Linked DNA regions of Homo sapiens: region 2 is linked to region 1. Evidence: chromatin contacts called from ENCODE Hi-C or POLR2A ChIA-PET data. All regions are on one chromosome and are shown on one strand. Each heading gives the region's core, a stretch centred on a gene start or an enhancer-like site at or near the end of the contact. The rest is flanking DNA. Distances are from core to core; before and after follow the strand shown.

What was found. A loop is a pair of places that touch in the nucleus more often than their neighbours do. ChIA-PET counts read pairs that join two places held with the same protein, here RNA polymerase II (POLR2A). Pooled maps may share reads with other maps.
Region 2: a loop to region 1 is called in a map of naive thymus-derived CD4-positive, alpha-beta T cell, with 2.9 times the contacts of the local background. The contact joins the promoter of PANK4 here to the enhancer-like site in region 1. A Hi-C loop is called at or near these places in 1 of 168 maps with a recorded cell type or tissue (naive thymus-derived CD4-positive, alpha-beta T cell), 6 of 37 single-sample maps with no recorded cell type and 9 of 50 pooled maps. POLR2A ChIA-PET finds 5 or more read pairs at or near these places in 1 of 52 experiments (GM10248).

What each region holds. Positions count from the first base shown.
Region 1 is chr1:2,289,486-2,296,383 of GRCh38, forward strand. All of the region lies in intron 1 of SKI (SKI proto-oncogene), which reads left to right. Among named protein-coding and RNA genes, the nearest start is that of SKI, 65 kb to the left of the region's middle. RefSeq lists enhancers at 1,978-2,027, 3,399-4,309, 4,550-5,050. Within about 2 kb of position 1,291, at least 32 of the 41 ENCODE cell types and tissues checked have a DNase peak (open chromatin) inside an H3K27ac peak, as active enhancers do.
Region 2 is chr1:2,523,677-2,530,335 of GRCh38, forward strand. PANK4 (pantothenate kinase 4 (inactive)) reads right to left here and starts at 2,920. Exons shown (of 19, transcript NM_018216.4): 1 at 2,788-2,920. The coding sequence starts at 2,911. HES5 (hes family bHLH transcription factor 5) reads right to left here and starts at 6,587. Exons shown (of 3, transcript NM_001010926.4): 1 at 6,435-6,587; 2 at 6,170-6,335; 3 at 5,069-6,073. The coding sequence starts at 6,488. The coding sequence ends at 5,793. RefSeq lists enhancers at 1-427, 2,947-3,667, 4,389-5,109, 5,110-5,829, 6,344-6,659.

The DNA.
Region 1 (6,898 bases), core at 41-2,540:
ACCAAGATCGTGGGGGTGGGGGGGTGCAGGGCAGGGCAGGAGAACCAAGATCGGGGTGGGGGTGCAGGGCAGGGCAGGAGAACCAAGATCGTGGGGGTGGGGGGGTGCAGGGCAGGGCAGGAGAACCAAGATCGTGGGGGTGGGGGTGCAGCACAGGTCGTGCTCCCGGGGCTGGCTGTAGCGGCTCTCCCCTCCCCCGAGCCCACCGTGTGCTTCTTGTCCAGCCTTTTGAGATGACCACAGCTCTCAGTTTGGCCCCACAGCAGCATCTGGGTTGACGTCCCTGATGAGGTTTGGAAACAGCAGAGAAGGGGTTGTCCTCTTCCACCAAGAGCCTGGCTGGCCTGGCCTCCCTCTGGGCAGCACCTGGCTGGGCTGACTGGGCAGAGGGAAGGGGTGGCCTGGCCAGGGTGAGCATGGGGTGCTTGCCACTCCACAGAGGGGGTGCAGGAGGCGCCTCCAGGCCACGTTGCTCCAGGACATGCCACCTCCACAGCCCCCTCCTTGGAGTCTTTCCTCAAGGTCTTAGGATGGCTGTTTGTGCCCTAGCACAGAGACCCTTGCCCTCTTGTGTGGCGCCGGGGGTCCCTGTTGGTCAGGGATGTTCCTAGAGTGGGGAGGGAGTCGGTAAGGCAAGGGTGATGTTGGTTGTAAGGGGTGGAGTCCTTGGTCTTAAGAGATCAGGCAGGGCAGCCCTGGGCTGCCCCCGGCAGAGCCTTTGCCCCAGGCAAGTCCCGGGGCTCCTGGGAAGAGGCTACTTCTCAGCCTCTTGAGAGGGCCTCCAGGGCACAGGCAGGGAGCAGCTGTGAGGGTGTGGCTGTGATGGGGACTCTTGACTGCAGTGTGGATGTGAGCTGATTGGGGGTAGGCCAGCCTTCTGTGCGGGACACTTGGGAACTGAGGGGACACAGCCGCCACCCTGCACTGCTCAGCCTGAGCACCTCTCTGGCTGTTTGGTGCTGCACGTGTTTCTGGGCATCTGAGATGAGGCCCCAGGGCCTTTGCTTCCAGACACCAGGGGAGAGAGACCAGCCCCAGAACAACAGTTGGCGGGTGGGCTGGGGTCGTCAGAGCTTCTGACCTCATCAGGGGCTCCCCCAGAGTTTTCTGTGCGCTGCCGTGTGTCTGGGCCAGCGCTGGGGGCAAGCGATGCCTTCTGTGGTTTGAGGTCTTGTAGGCAGGAGGAGGAGGAGGAAGAGGGCACCTGCTGAGATACTTCACTGGTCTGAGGGCCCCTTCTGCCCCAGCTAGCGCTTGGGTGAGGGTTGGGCTTGCGGAGCCGTCCTGTAAAGCCGGGGATGGCAGGACGCATTGTCACCCCCTCCTGCCGCTCTTACGAAACACTCTTAATTGAGTCCGATTCTTGGTGAATCAGCCTTCCAAGAACCGCGACCGCAGCATCCTGTGCCGCTTCTGTGTTCCGCATTTTTCTCTTTCTGCAGCGTTTCCTCTCATTCTGGATGGAAAGGCCTGTTTGTCTCCCTCAATCTTTGGCGAGGGTGGCAGGCAGCCAGGCGGCCATTACGGGCCGCGCCTCCCACCAGCCAGTCGCTGGCAGGAGCGTCCGGGGAGGGAGCAGACCCCGTTCACCCTCACCCCAGAACTGAAGCAGCGAGGGGACCCAGACGAGCTGCGAATGCAGGCGCTGGGGATGCTCATGCCAGCTTGCTGTTCTTGGGAGTCTGTTTATTCTTTTAAGCTATTTCAGCATTTACCTTCAGTAGCATCGGAGGAAAAGAACGATACATTCGCCCCAGTGTGTCCCCTGGGGGACCTCTGGCTAATTTTCGGATTCCGAAAGTGAGGTTTTGCAGGGCTGTGTGGCCACTCCTTTGTGGTCGGCCCCAGTGTCATCAGGCTGGTTTCAAATCTGGGGTCTGTGGTTCGAGGCTGAGTGCAGGGCTCAGGCTGGATGGGGAGGGTGAGAAGAGTGGGGCCAGACTTCCCGGGGTCAGCACACACATCTAGGGTCGTCATGGAGCCCATGGCAGCACTGCCTGGCCATTGGCCCCTGGTGGACGCCTCAGACCGAGGTCCCAGGAGAACCCCAGCAAGGTTGGGGCTGCAGAGGGAGCCCTCCCCGGGACAGCAGCTGGACCAGAACAGAAGCTGGGCCCTCCCCCACCCCCTCAGTCTCTGCAGCCCCCACCCTCCTTCCAGCACCTTCCCCCCTGGATGGATGGGTCTTTGTGTTTTGATGCCCCTTGGCTCTGGCATTGTGGGGGGGCCCCCTGGGGCATGAGGAAGAGGGCCAGTGCCAAGGCCCCGAGGGAGCGCTACTAATTGCTACTCAGTTTCCTTAGAAAGATTTGGCTTTTTGTCATCAACAGCGCTAAAGTAACAGCAAAGATGACCTACTTAAGCGAAAGAAAAATCCGAGTGAACCTTTAAAGCTGGTATTCTCACTTCATTTTGGGGCTTGGGGTTGTCTTGCAGATTCAATCTGTTTCCTCTGTGCCACAATAATCAGAAAATAGGTTAATTTAAGCCCAATATGAAAAGTGAATTATCATGTGTGAAATATTAATGGCACTTACAAAAATAGCTTTATAATTTCTTGAACCGTGAAATCTTCAGAGAAGGCCCATAGCTCACGTGAGCCGATTCTTGAGTGAGGGTATTTGGGGGTGCACCTGGAGGAGACAGCGATGGTCTCAGCAGGGTTTGTCTCTAGAGTGCCTCAGCGCGAGCTTCTGCCAGTCCCCGGAGAGGAGTCCCCACGCCTCCTTGCCCTGCTCAGGGCTGCACGGGAGTTGCCACGTAGGAGAGCACAGCCCACCTTGGGCTTTTGGGGTTCGGGCTTTTGGAGTTTGTCCAGGCTTTGGGGTGGGGCTTTGCCTGTAGAAGCTCTGAGCTGTGCTGCATGGTAGGGTGACCGCAGTGGGCTGCCCTGGGTGCCCCATGAAGGACTGAGCAGTGGGGTGACCCTTCATCTAGCAGACGTTCATCAGGGACCTGCTGTGGGCCAGGCTGGGGTCACACTCAGAACTGACTGCAGCCAGGTGGAGACCCCACCTCGAGAGCTCCTCCTTCCTAGCTGTGTAGCCCACACCCCCTGGGGAGCCGTAGCAGTGTGGGGGCAGCTCTGATGGAGGGGTGTGTACCTGGCCACAGCTGTCTCTGGGCTGTGGTCATCACCCACAGGTCCTTTTCAGATGCGGTGCCCACCTGGGTGTGTGGACATGACCCTTGCCTAAGGGAGGGAGAGAGGAAGGCCTGGTACCAGGCAGTGTCCTCTGCCTGTGCCCCTGCTGGGGAGGACGTGAGGGCCTGTGGCTTTTAGGAACCTTGAGGAGGTGGGGGTGGTCTTCTGACGCCGGCGGGGCTCCTGAAGGTGCAGGAAGGCACAGTTTGTGCAGAGTCCCCTTCGGAGGAAGCAACGCCTGTCCCTGGCGGGGCCGCTGAGCCAAAGGCCGTGTCTCAGTGGCACCCTCTCCCAGCCGAGGATGTCGGCACCATTTGGGCCCGTGGACTTCCTCCAGTCTCTGGGTGGTGGTGAGTGGGGCCTGCTGTTGTCTAGCAGCCACTGTTCTGTGGGGCTTCACTCCTGGGCAGGGTGCACGGGAGAGCAGGGGTTGGCAGGAACCCGGCAAATTTGTCAATAAACCTGAACCTGAAGTCCCACAAGGACGGAGGCTCAGTAGGGCTCGGGCCTGAGCGGGGCAGGCCAGTGTGAGCTGGGGGTTGGGGCAGGCCACTGTGCGGAGCGGGGTTCTGGCCACCACAGGGCTTTTGTTCTGTTGCTTTGGTTGGCGATCGGGACTCACCATGTTAGACCTGAGGTTCGTGGTGGGATCCACCGGCGTGGCCCTGGGTGGCTGCCCTGTGTGCTCAGGGAGCAGTCACGGGCCCTGAGTGGTGTTGCCCGTGGGCCTGGAAGGTCCAGCCGAGGGTTGGGGCCTGCGGATGTCGCTTCTCTGAAGATGAGAAGCCAGGGCGAGGCCCCCCCCCAACATCTGGAAGGTTCTCCTGCGTCGCCCTCTCCTTCCAGGCACATTTGGCCGTCCCCTTTTCTGCGTGTCTGTCCCCACCATCGTGCCCTCTTCTTCTCTGGACTGCGTTTGGATGATTTCTTTGAACGGTTTTTATTCTGGAAAGTTCTGCTCGAGCATCTGGTATCTCCCTGGTGTTTGGGATGTCTCCTTCTCATTCCCCCGTGTCTTGCTTTAAGCTGCGTGTCCTCGTGTTTCCGCTGCCCCTGTTCTTGGGCACTGCGTTGTGTTCTGTCTGGGATCCCCGTGCAAGGCCCCTGGGTCTGGTGGCTGCTGCCCGGCCTCTGGGACCGTCTACCTGTCCCAGCCCCCGTTTCCCCGCTTCTTCAGCTGGCACCTTGAAACTCCGTGCCAGGTGAGCAGGCCTGTGGCTGCAGGTTCCCGGAATCTGTCGTGGGTTCTGGGTTGTCCCTTCCAGTGCAGGCGGTGGTCACCGCGCCACCATGGGGGTCCAGGCAGCAGGATGGTCATGTGATGGGGGCCACTCTGGGCTTTTCATTCTCCTTTCATCTGTGGCCTCGGAGGCTCCCCATGTTTTCTGAGGTGCACAGAACATGGAGGGGTGCTCATCTCATGTCAGATATTGGAAGGATGTCGTGCAGGAAGGTTCGAGGGTCTCGGGGTGGTCCTGAGAAGCCGATGTGATAGGTGCGGCAGCTTCCTCTTCCCCTGAGCGGGGGCTTCCAGAGCCTCCCTCCCACTGGTGCCCATGGGGTTTGAGCCTGATAGCTCCGCAGGATTCAGCTGCTGTGAGTCACAGCCAGGATGGAGAGGTCTAAGGCAGGCCTGATGCCGGGCAGGGCGACATTTCTAGAAAAGGTTTCATCTGGTGATCTGCTAAATGGCATGAAAATCACAAAATTGGCACTCAGTGACCATCAGGCTGGCTGTGTGTGGCTGCTCTCCTCAACAAGCAAATGGCTGCCCCCATCCAGAGCCCCGACTCCCGCTGGCCTCCCCCGTGCGGGGATGTGGGGACCAGGGCAGGCCCCAGAGACCACCTGACCTCTCTGGCAGGAAGAAGACCACGTCGTGCCGTTTCCTCCTCCCTTGAGCCCGTTAGCTGTCTCGGGGAACCGGTAAGCCCAGGGCCACCTTGTCACGTCCTCCACTGAACGTGGGTCCACGTAGATGCCAGCCCCTTGGTCTTGCCCAGAAGTTGTGGGAGGTGCTGGTTGCCAGGGATGGCTATGCATGTTTGTCCCCATGGCAGGGAGGCCTCTGGGGGCCTGGCCCTCCCCCCGCTAGCTGCTTCTCACATTTTTGTCTCCCCGAGAGCCACCTGCTCTCCCAGGGCCCTCAGGCCCCCGTCTGCCAGTCTCCTGGCACCTGGGCTGGGGTCTGCGCCAGGCAACTCCCACAGCAGGGCAGGATCCACCCTCCACGTTATCATTACTGCCATCCCCTGTGCCTGGGTTGGAGGCCACGCCCACCCAGTGGGGCCCCTCTGGAAAGGAGACTTGACCTCAGGGTGGTGGCAGGGCTCTGTGGGATGCCCCTGGTGACAGGGACCAGAATGTTCCCTAAAGTGGATGTCAGGCCCCTGGCTCAGATGGAGCTTTCTGTTCTTGATGGGCTTTAGAAGGTGAAAAACTAGGCTTCCAGAGGTGAAGTTGCACTGTGGGCTTTGTGGCAGGTGAGCGCTGCCTGACCCTGAACAGCTGCTAAAGACTCAGACCTGGAGCCTTCCTGGTGTCCTGTGTGTCCACGCAGGTGTGCCAGTGTGGCAGCCCTGCGCCAGGAGCTGCCCCTGCATGTCATGGCAGCATCCATGCCAGCCGAGCGCCCCTCTGGCTCCCAGGCATCTCATCCTGTCTGGCTCTGAGGGCCGTGCTGCAGTGAAAACCATTCACCTTGACAGTTTGGCTTTCGACCAAGAATTCACTGTCATATTTTTGATTTTTAAAATTAAGACTGTATTCAGATATAATTTGCGTACCATAAAATTCTTCCTTCCACAGAATATGGTTTAATGGTTTTTCAGTATATGCAGCCATCATCATCTAAGTTGAGAACATTTTTGTCACCCCCAACAAGAAGCCCCATGCACATGGTCCGTCACTCCCCAGGCCCCAAATCCCAGCCAGCACTGATCTTGGCCATTGGCCTGTCCTGGTCATTCCATAGAAGTAGAGCCACGTGACTGTGTGTGTGTCTGGGCCACGCGTGGCTGTGTGTATGAGAGCCATGCGTGACTGTGTCCGGGTCACACGTGACTGTGTGTCCGGGCCACGTGTGGCTATGTGTCCAGGCCACGTGTGACTGTGTGTGTCCGGCCTCAGCACAGTATTTTCAAGGCTCCTTCCTTCCTTTTCATGACTGAATCATACTCCATTGTCTGCACAGACCACAATCTATCCCGTCATTTGTCTCTGGATGCTTGGGTGGCTGCACTTTGCTGCTGTGAGCACTTGTGCACAAGCTGTCGTGTGGATGTGTGTTTTCAGTAACCTGCGTGTACGCCGAGGACTGGAATTGCTGGGCGATGTAACTGTGTTAAGCTTCCGAGGACCTGCCAGACTGTTTTCCACAGCAGCTAAATAATTGTACGTTCCTCTTAGCAATGCATAGGGGTTCCTGTGTCTCCATGTCATCACCAACACTTGTCCAAACTAAAAAATTCTAGGCCAGGCGCTCATGCCTGTAGTCCCAGCAATTTGGGAGGCCAAGGTGGGCAGATTGCATGAGTTCAGGAGTTCAGGACCAGCCAGGGCAACAAAGTGAAACCTTGTCTCTAGGAAAAAAAACAAAAAAAAAAAAACAAAAAATTAGCTGGGCATGGTGGCACATGCTTGTAGTCCCAGCTACTCAGGAGGCTGAGGTAGGAGGATTGCTTGAGCCCTGGGTGGTTGAGGCTGCAGTGAGCTGAGATCGTGCCACTACACTCCAGCCTGGGTGACAGAGCA
Region 2 (6,659 bases), core at 1,670-4,169, 240 kb after region 1:
TGCCTACTCCCCACACCCGGGGGGACAAAACGGGACCTGAGGCGCGAGGGGCACGCACAGCAGGGAGATCTGTTAGAGCAGAGGGAACCGCCTGCGGGCGGGGACCCTTCCGGGCTGAGCTCAGGGACCCCTCGGAATCACAGCAAACCGCGCCTGGCAAGGCAGTGACAGGAGTGCCTCCTGGCGGCTCTCCGGGCTGCCCGCGCTCGGCCCTGAGGCCAACAGCTGGTGGGGGAAGGGGGCTTCCCAGAGGTTTGGTCACCTGTGCTCTTCACATCTGAGCCATGGCCTTCTAGTTCTCCCTGTCCCACAGGCCCCATCCCCTCTGCCATTCTCTCTGGTCCTGTGTTTCCTCTTTGGGCACCAATGGAGGGCAGGACAGCCAAGCAGACACCACCGCCCCGTGGCCCCTTCCTGTCTCACCTGCCTCTGAGGAACCCTCCCCACAGCCCGCAGAAACCTAAAATCAGATCGAAGCTGCAGTATGTTTTGAGAAATACAACGTCCCTGCTGCTTTCAAAGAGGTGAATCTGCTCAGCAGACATCAGCGTCCCATCGAGAGGAAAACAGCTTGCCAGAACACAGGGCAGGTGAGCTTTCCTAGATCCAGACACAGGCAAGGGAAGAGGAAATGGGAGAAGCCTGCTTTTAAACAACACTGTTGACAAGCACTTTGGCTTTGAGGGTTCCTGGGTTGAAGACACCCCACCCTGAGCGTGGCCTCCCAGCAGCTCGGTCAGGAGTAACAAACAAAAGGTCTCTCAGTATCAGTCAACAGGTCCTCTTAAGAACCAGAGACACAGGACCCAGACGCAGGGAGAAACTTTGAAGAGGGGAAATAAATACCAGCACTAAACAGACCTCTTAGAGTATCCTTCTACCAAGAAACCCCCTGGGCTCAGCCTGGAGAACAGGCTGGTACTCCAGGGCCCTCTAGGGCTGCGACAGCCCTTCCTGGACAGCCCCAGCTCTGCGGCTTCACTGGCCTCTCGGGGCCACACAGAACATCCACGGTGAGCCCTGTTCTCCTGGCCATTCCCCAAGTGACTTATGCAGGTCAACTGCAATTGCATTTCAGAAACATTTAATCCCGACTTGCTTCCAGTAACAGAATCCCCCAGTGTAAGGGCAGCAGAACCTTGCAGAGCACACGCTCTACCGGGCCTCAAGGTCTCAGAAGGCTGGGAAGCATGGCTGGGGAGCCTCTGGTGAGGCCTGCGGTAGACAATCCCCTAGGCTAGGGCTGCAAGCTCAGCACCTGCAGCCCAATAACCAGTCAGTCCCAAGTCCTATCAGCGGTCCCTAAAGATGCTACTCACACGTTCTCATACCTGGCACCAGGCCACACCCCCTAAGAAGCATTGCCTCCCATAAGCTCACTGAAAGGTGGGAGCCAGGACCTATAGCTACTTCCATTCTCATCGCCCCCCACTTCCCTAGAGGACACCCTTCCCTGGCTGGACATCTCAGAGAGATGATGACACCAACAACCCCGAGGACACCACAGCAGCAAACATGTCAGATGCACCAGGAGCACACAGCTCAGAGGGAATGGCCTGGGTCTCTCTGAGTCCCAGCTTTTCCAGGGAGGTGGGAAGCAGTCAGCGGCAGGCCCATTCATCCCAGTATTTACTGGGCGGCAAAGACAGGTTGGGCATCCTTTTCGGGGGCTGGGGCTACAAGACACACCGCTGCTCTTGTGGGATTCACACACAAGCAGACTCAGCCTACGACCGAGATGAGTGCTAAGAGGGAGAGGTATGTGAAGCCGCAGCGGCTATTCAAGGGGGGTTTCTCCAGGTGAAGCTGCCCCCAGGAAGCCCTCATGCCTGAAACATGGGCAGAGTAGGAGAGCAGGGAGTGGCTGGTTCAAATCCTGGTTCTGCCACTTTCTAGCCCGATGACCCTGGGCAAATTAGTTCACCTTTCTGGGGCTTGGTATCCTCATCTGCGAAAAGGGAGTAATTCGCGTTCCTCCCCTAGAGGTGGCTGGGAGGTGTCCGGGAGTCAGGAGCGTGGGAAAAAGGTCTAGAACAGAGCCTGGCCCGCCGTCATTACTGAGAGCACAGCCATCAGGCAGGAGGGTCTGCAGCGGACCCTGGAGAGGCCAGGGCAGAAGTGCAGGCCGCCTTAAAGGCCACGGAAGGCACGGGTGGCTTTTAAACCAGAGGCACGAGTTCCCAGGTCCCACGTCCACGGCCGCCTGAACTCACGCCCGGCGTCCACTCTCCAGAGAGCGGGGCCTGTGCACGGACTGTCCGGCCCGCGGGCCACAGCTGGCCACGCCGCGGGAACGCGCGGCCTTTTCGGGGCCACTCTGCCAAGGGCTTCCCGCCGAGCTCGTCCTCGTCTCGACCAGAACTAAGGACCCCAAATCTCAGGCCAGCCACCAGCCAAGCGGCGGAGCCGGGGCGCCCAGATGCCGATGTGGCCGAAGACATAAAATTCCGCCGACCCTCCCACCTCGCGGCGGGTAACGCTGGACCCCGGCCCCCAGCCACCCAGGACGGCCGCGCGAACTACCAGGCCCGGCAGGCCCCGCTCTGGTCCCTGCGGCGCCTGCCGGTAGCTGTAGTCCGGCCGTCGCCCCGAGCCCGCGCATCAGCGACCCTGCGGACTACAAGGCCCGTGAGGCTGTGCGCGGGCCCGCGGACTACAAGGCCCGTGAGGCTGTGCGCGAGGCCCGCGCCCCCGCCCTTCGTCCTTCCCGCCGCCCCCGCTCGCCGGCCCACCGCCGGCGCCCCGCCCGCCCCCGCAGCCCGCGCCCGGCGCCCGGCCTGCGGCTACCTATGTCGATGGCGAAGCGCTTGGCGTTCTCCAGGTTGCGGAAGATCTCGTCGGGGGGCAGCGTGATGCTCTTGTCCAGACTGTCCCCGCTGCTCCCGCTGCCGCTCGCTCCACACTCCGCCATTTTGAAAGTGCCCGGCCAGCTCATCAGCCATGGAGATATATGCGCATATATTTGACTGCCAAACGCCCCCTCGCATAGATTATGTTAATGAGGCGCCGGCCCCGCCCCTTCCCTCCCCCACCCCCGGCCTCTGAGGTCTCGGCCGCTACAGGGCGAGCTAGGGCCAGTGCTGGGCAGGGGTCCGAGAGGCCCGGGGCTGCGGGCGGGCGGGCGGTTATCCTCCAGAGATCGCGCATCAGCACAGAACATCTGGACTGATGTTCTTTTACCGCGCTGTCCACAGGCTTAACTCAAGTGCTCTGAGCCCTGCTGAGGGAGGCCGCAGAGGCCGCCCACCTGCTTCTAAGGGGGCACGTGGGTCTGCAGACTGTCAGAGAGCCCTGCCCTTCAGCGAGTGCCTGCTGTAAGCTTGGCCCTGCACGCCAGGGCGAATGTGATGCGCTCTTTGCTAGGGTGACTCAATCCTGGCTTCCCAGGGGCGTGGGACTTTCAATGTTAAAAGTCCCATGCAAACCAGAGGAGTGGGGAACCCTGCCCCACCTGGGAGGAGCCCCAGCCTGGCATGCACCTGCGGGTAGGGAAGATGTGTGCTGTAATGGCGATCCGTGGAAAGTGCTGTGGTCGGGGGAAGCCAGGCAGGCTGCCTGTGGGCAAGACAGGTGCCTGGGAGGCTGCAGGAACAAGCCTTGGAAGCAGCTGGAGCCAGGACAGGGGTATAGGTGGGGCAGGCCAGGGTTCCAGGGTGAGTGGCTGGGAAGCCCTGCTGGCATGAAGAGATGCGTCTTCTCCAGAGGCTCTGGGCGCCTTGGGAAAAAGCCCAGTGTTGGAAGCAGACAGATCAGCCCCTCCCGGGTAACCCGGGGTCATTACTGCATGTCTCTGGCCCTCAGCCTCTGTCTGCACGTGGAGAATGCCACCAGCTGCCTGGCAGGGCTCCTGGGAGCACAGGCCTGTGGGGCGGCACAAACTCCAGGGATAATGCATCTGTGTGCGCAGGGCAAGCCTTCAGGGAGGAGGCATCCTTGCCTGTGTCTTCCAAGGGGGTGGGTGTGTGGCTCTGGAGGGGGAGCCTGCCCCAGGGAGGCCTGGGTGGAAGAGTGGAGCACACCCCAGGCGGCTTAGACCTCTGGCAGCTCAGACCCCTGGCAGCATGGTGTGCCATGGGCCAGGCTGGCAGGAGGTGCCCTCCATGAGGGGCGCCCACCTGTGTGCCCACTGAACATGCGGGAAACATGCAGGTGAATGGGGGCCTTCCCTGTCCTCTGCCCACCATACCCCGGGGCTCGGTAGGGACCACTGGCAGGCACTGGGTTGGTCTGGTGGGGGGACCCTGTCTAGACTGCCTGTGGAGTAGCCAGAAAGGGGCTGAAGGCTGAGCGGAGCGAGAGGGGCTGAGCAGGAAGGAGCAGGCAGGGCAGGCCCACACACGGGGCTACCATTCAGCGGGGGTGGGAATGCGGCCCACTCCGGCCCAATCCTTGCTGGATGGATTTTGCCCCTTGGGAGCTGGTCCCTGGGAGCCACAGGCCTCAGTTCTTGCAGACTCAGCCAACACCCTGTGGCCTGCCTAAAAATACATGCCCTTTCTGAGGCAAGGGATGGCCCCGTGCAGGCTCCTGCCAGGACTGCCAGATCCTGCCTTGGCACGGTGGCCAGCGGGCAGGTGTCCCCGGAGCCCATGCCAGGACTGGCGCTGCAGGCCGTGGGAGTGTGCAGCAGCAACTCGGGGCAAATGTTTTCTCCTGTTTGGCCCAGGGCCAAGCCCCTTTGGCTGTAGCAACAGATCTACTGCGGGCTGTGGCCCTGGGTCGCCTCTCAGTGGACACAGCCTAAGGTCCTGCGCTGTCACCTTGCCCCACCCCTACCTTCCGGAAGCTAGTGAAAGGCCTGGGCGGGGGGAGACCCAGGGCTCCGACCATGTCCACCCCTCCAGCCCACCTCCCCCTGCCCCTGCCCCTCACCTGCTTTCCCTCCATCCCTCCCTCCCCCTGTTCTTCCGGAGCAAGGACCCCACCCTTCTTCCGGGGTCCAGGGGGCCACTGGCAGGGGTCCCTCCCTGCTTAACTGCTACCATGGCCCTGCCCATTCCCCTTCACCCCTGCAGACCCGCTCCATGGCTGCCAAGGACAGGCGTGAGGCACAGCAGACGACACTGTGTTGGGGGCTGAACAATCAGATTTTATTATGGCGGCTTCGGAGCAGTCCCGTGGCTTCCACGTGACTGAGAGTTCAATTTCTGAGTACAAAGTCGTGCCCACACGCATCCACCCACACAGAGGAATCCTTTAAGGATCATAGTGGAGGCACCCACCCTCCCCAGACAGCCCACCGTGAGCCCCAGCCAGACCACCAGGCACACTCAGGAGCCTTTTGGCCATGGCCCTCAGGGTCCTGGACGCCCGTCCGGGGTGATCACTGTTTCCTATGAGGATACAGCTCGAGTTCGGCCTTCACAAAAGGCAAATGTGCCCGCGGCACAGCCCGCCTGCCAGGGGTACGCCCAGCAGCTACGGGCCCTGAAGAAAGTCCTCTACAGGCTGGGGGCAGCAGTGTGCGAGCCCCGGCACTACAAATATCATAGAACCCCGGGCGGCCGGGGACTTCCCAGAAGTCACTTGCTTAAATGCAAACACAGAACAACCCCATGGGGTCAGACACTTGGCAGAAGATGGGCCCTGATTGTCCTAAAACGGCAGGGACTCTGCACACACATTCTCTGAGAATGGGGCTCCTGCGGGCCGGCCAGCTTGGGGCCAGAGCCTTCCGGAGAAGGGCGCGTCCAAGCCCGGGGCGGACGACGGCGGGAAGGCGCTTCCCTACAGGCGAGAGGAGCAGGCTCGCCCTCTGGTCGTCGGGCCGCGCGCCCGCAGGTCCCGCCGGGTCACCAGGGCCGCCAGAGGCCGCAGGCGGGCTGGTGCGCGGCGGCGGCGGCGGCGGTGGCCTTGGCGGAGAGCGCGGGCGGGGGCGCGGCGCCCGGCGCCTTGGGCTCCTTGGCGGGCGCGGCGGGCGCGGCCGGGGGCCGCTGGAAGTGGTACAGCAGCTTCATCTGCGTGTCGCTGGCGGCGTGGAGCGTCAGGAACTGCACGGCCTCCTGCAGGCACCACGAGTAGCCTTCGCTGTAGTCCTGGTGCAGGCTCTTGGGGCCGGCGGCGGCGACGAAGGCTGCGGGGAGACGCGGCGGCGGTGAGCGGGCGGCGGGGCGCGGGGGAGCCGGGGCGCGGTGGGAACTCGGGGCGCGGGGGGCCCGGGCGCGCTCACCTTTGCTGTGCTTCAGGTAGCTGACAGCCATCTCCAGGATGTCGGCCTTCTCCAGCTTGGAGTTGGGCTGGTGCCGCGCGAACTCCTGCTCCAGCAGCAGCTTCAGCTGCTCGATGCTGCTGTTGATGCGGTCGCGGCGCATCTTCTCCACCACCGGCTTCCGCAGCTGCGGGAGGAGGGGGTGTCAGGCTGGCCCGGCACGGCGCAGGGACCCCCGAGGACCGGAGGCCGCGGGGACAGCGCGCCGGGCGAGTCTGGTACTTACTCGGTTTTTCTCTTTGGGGCTGAGCAGCTCCACGGCCACAGTGCTGGGGGCCATGCCTGGCGCGGAACAGGCGACGAGGCGACGCGGGGAGGCCGGGCGAGACGAGGCGAGCGGGCGCGGGCAAGGCCAAGCGCGTCCCGGGCTGGCGCGGACACCGGCCCCGCGCGCCGACGCCCTATATAGGCGCGGGCGGCGGCCTGGCGCCTGGAGTCCGGGCGCCGCGGC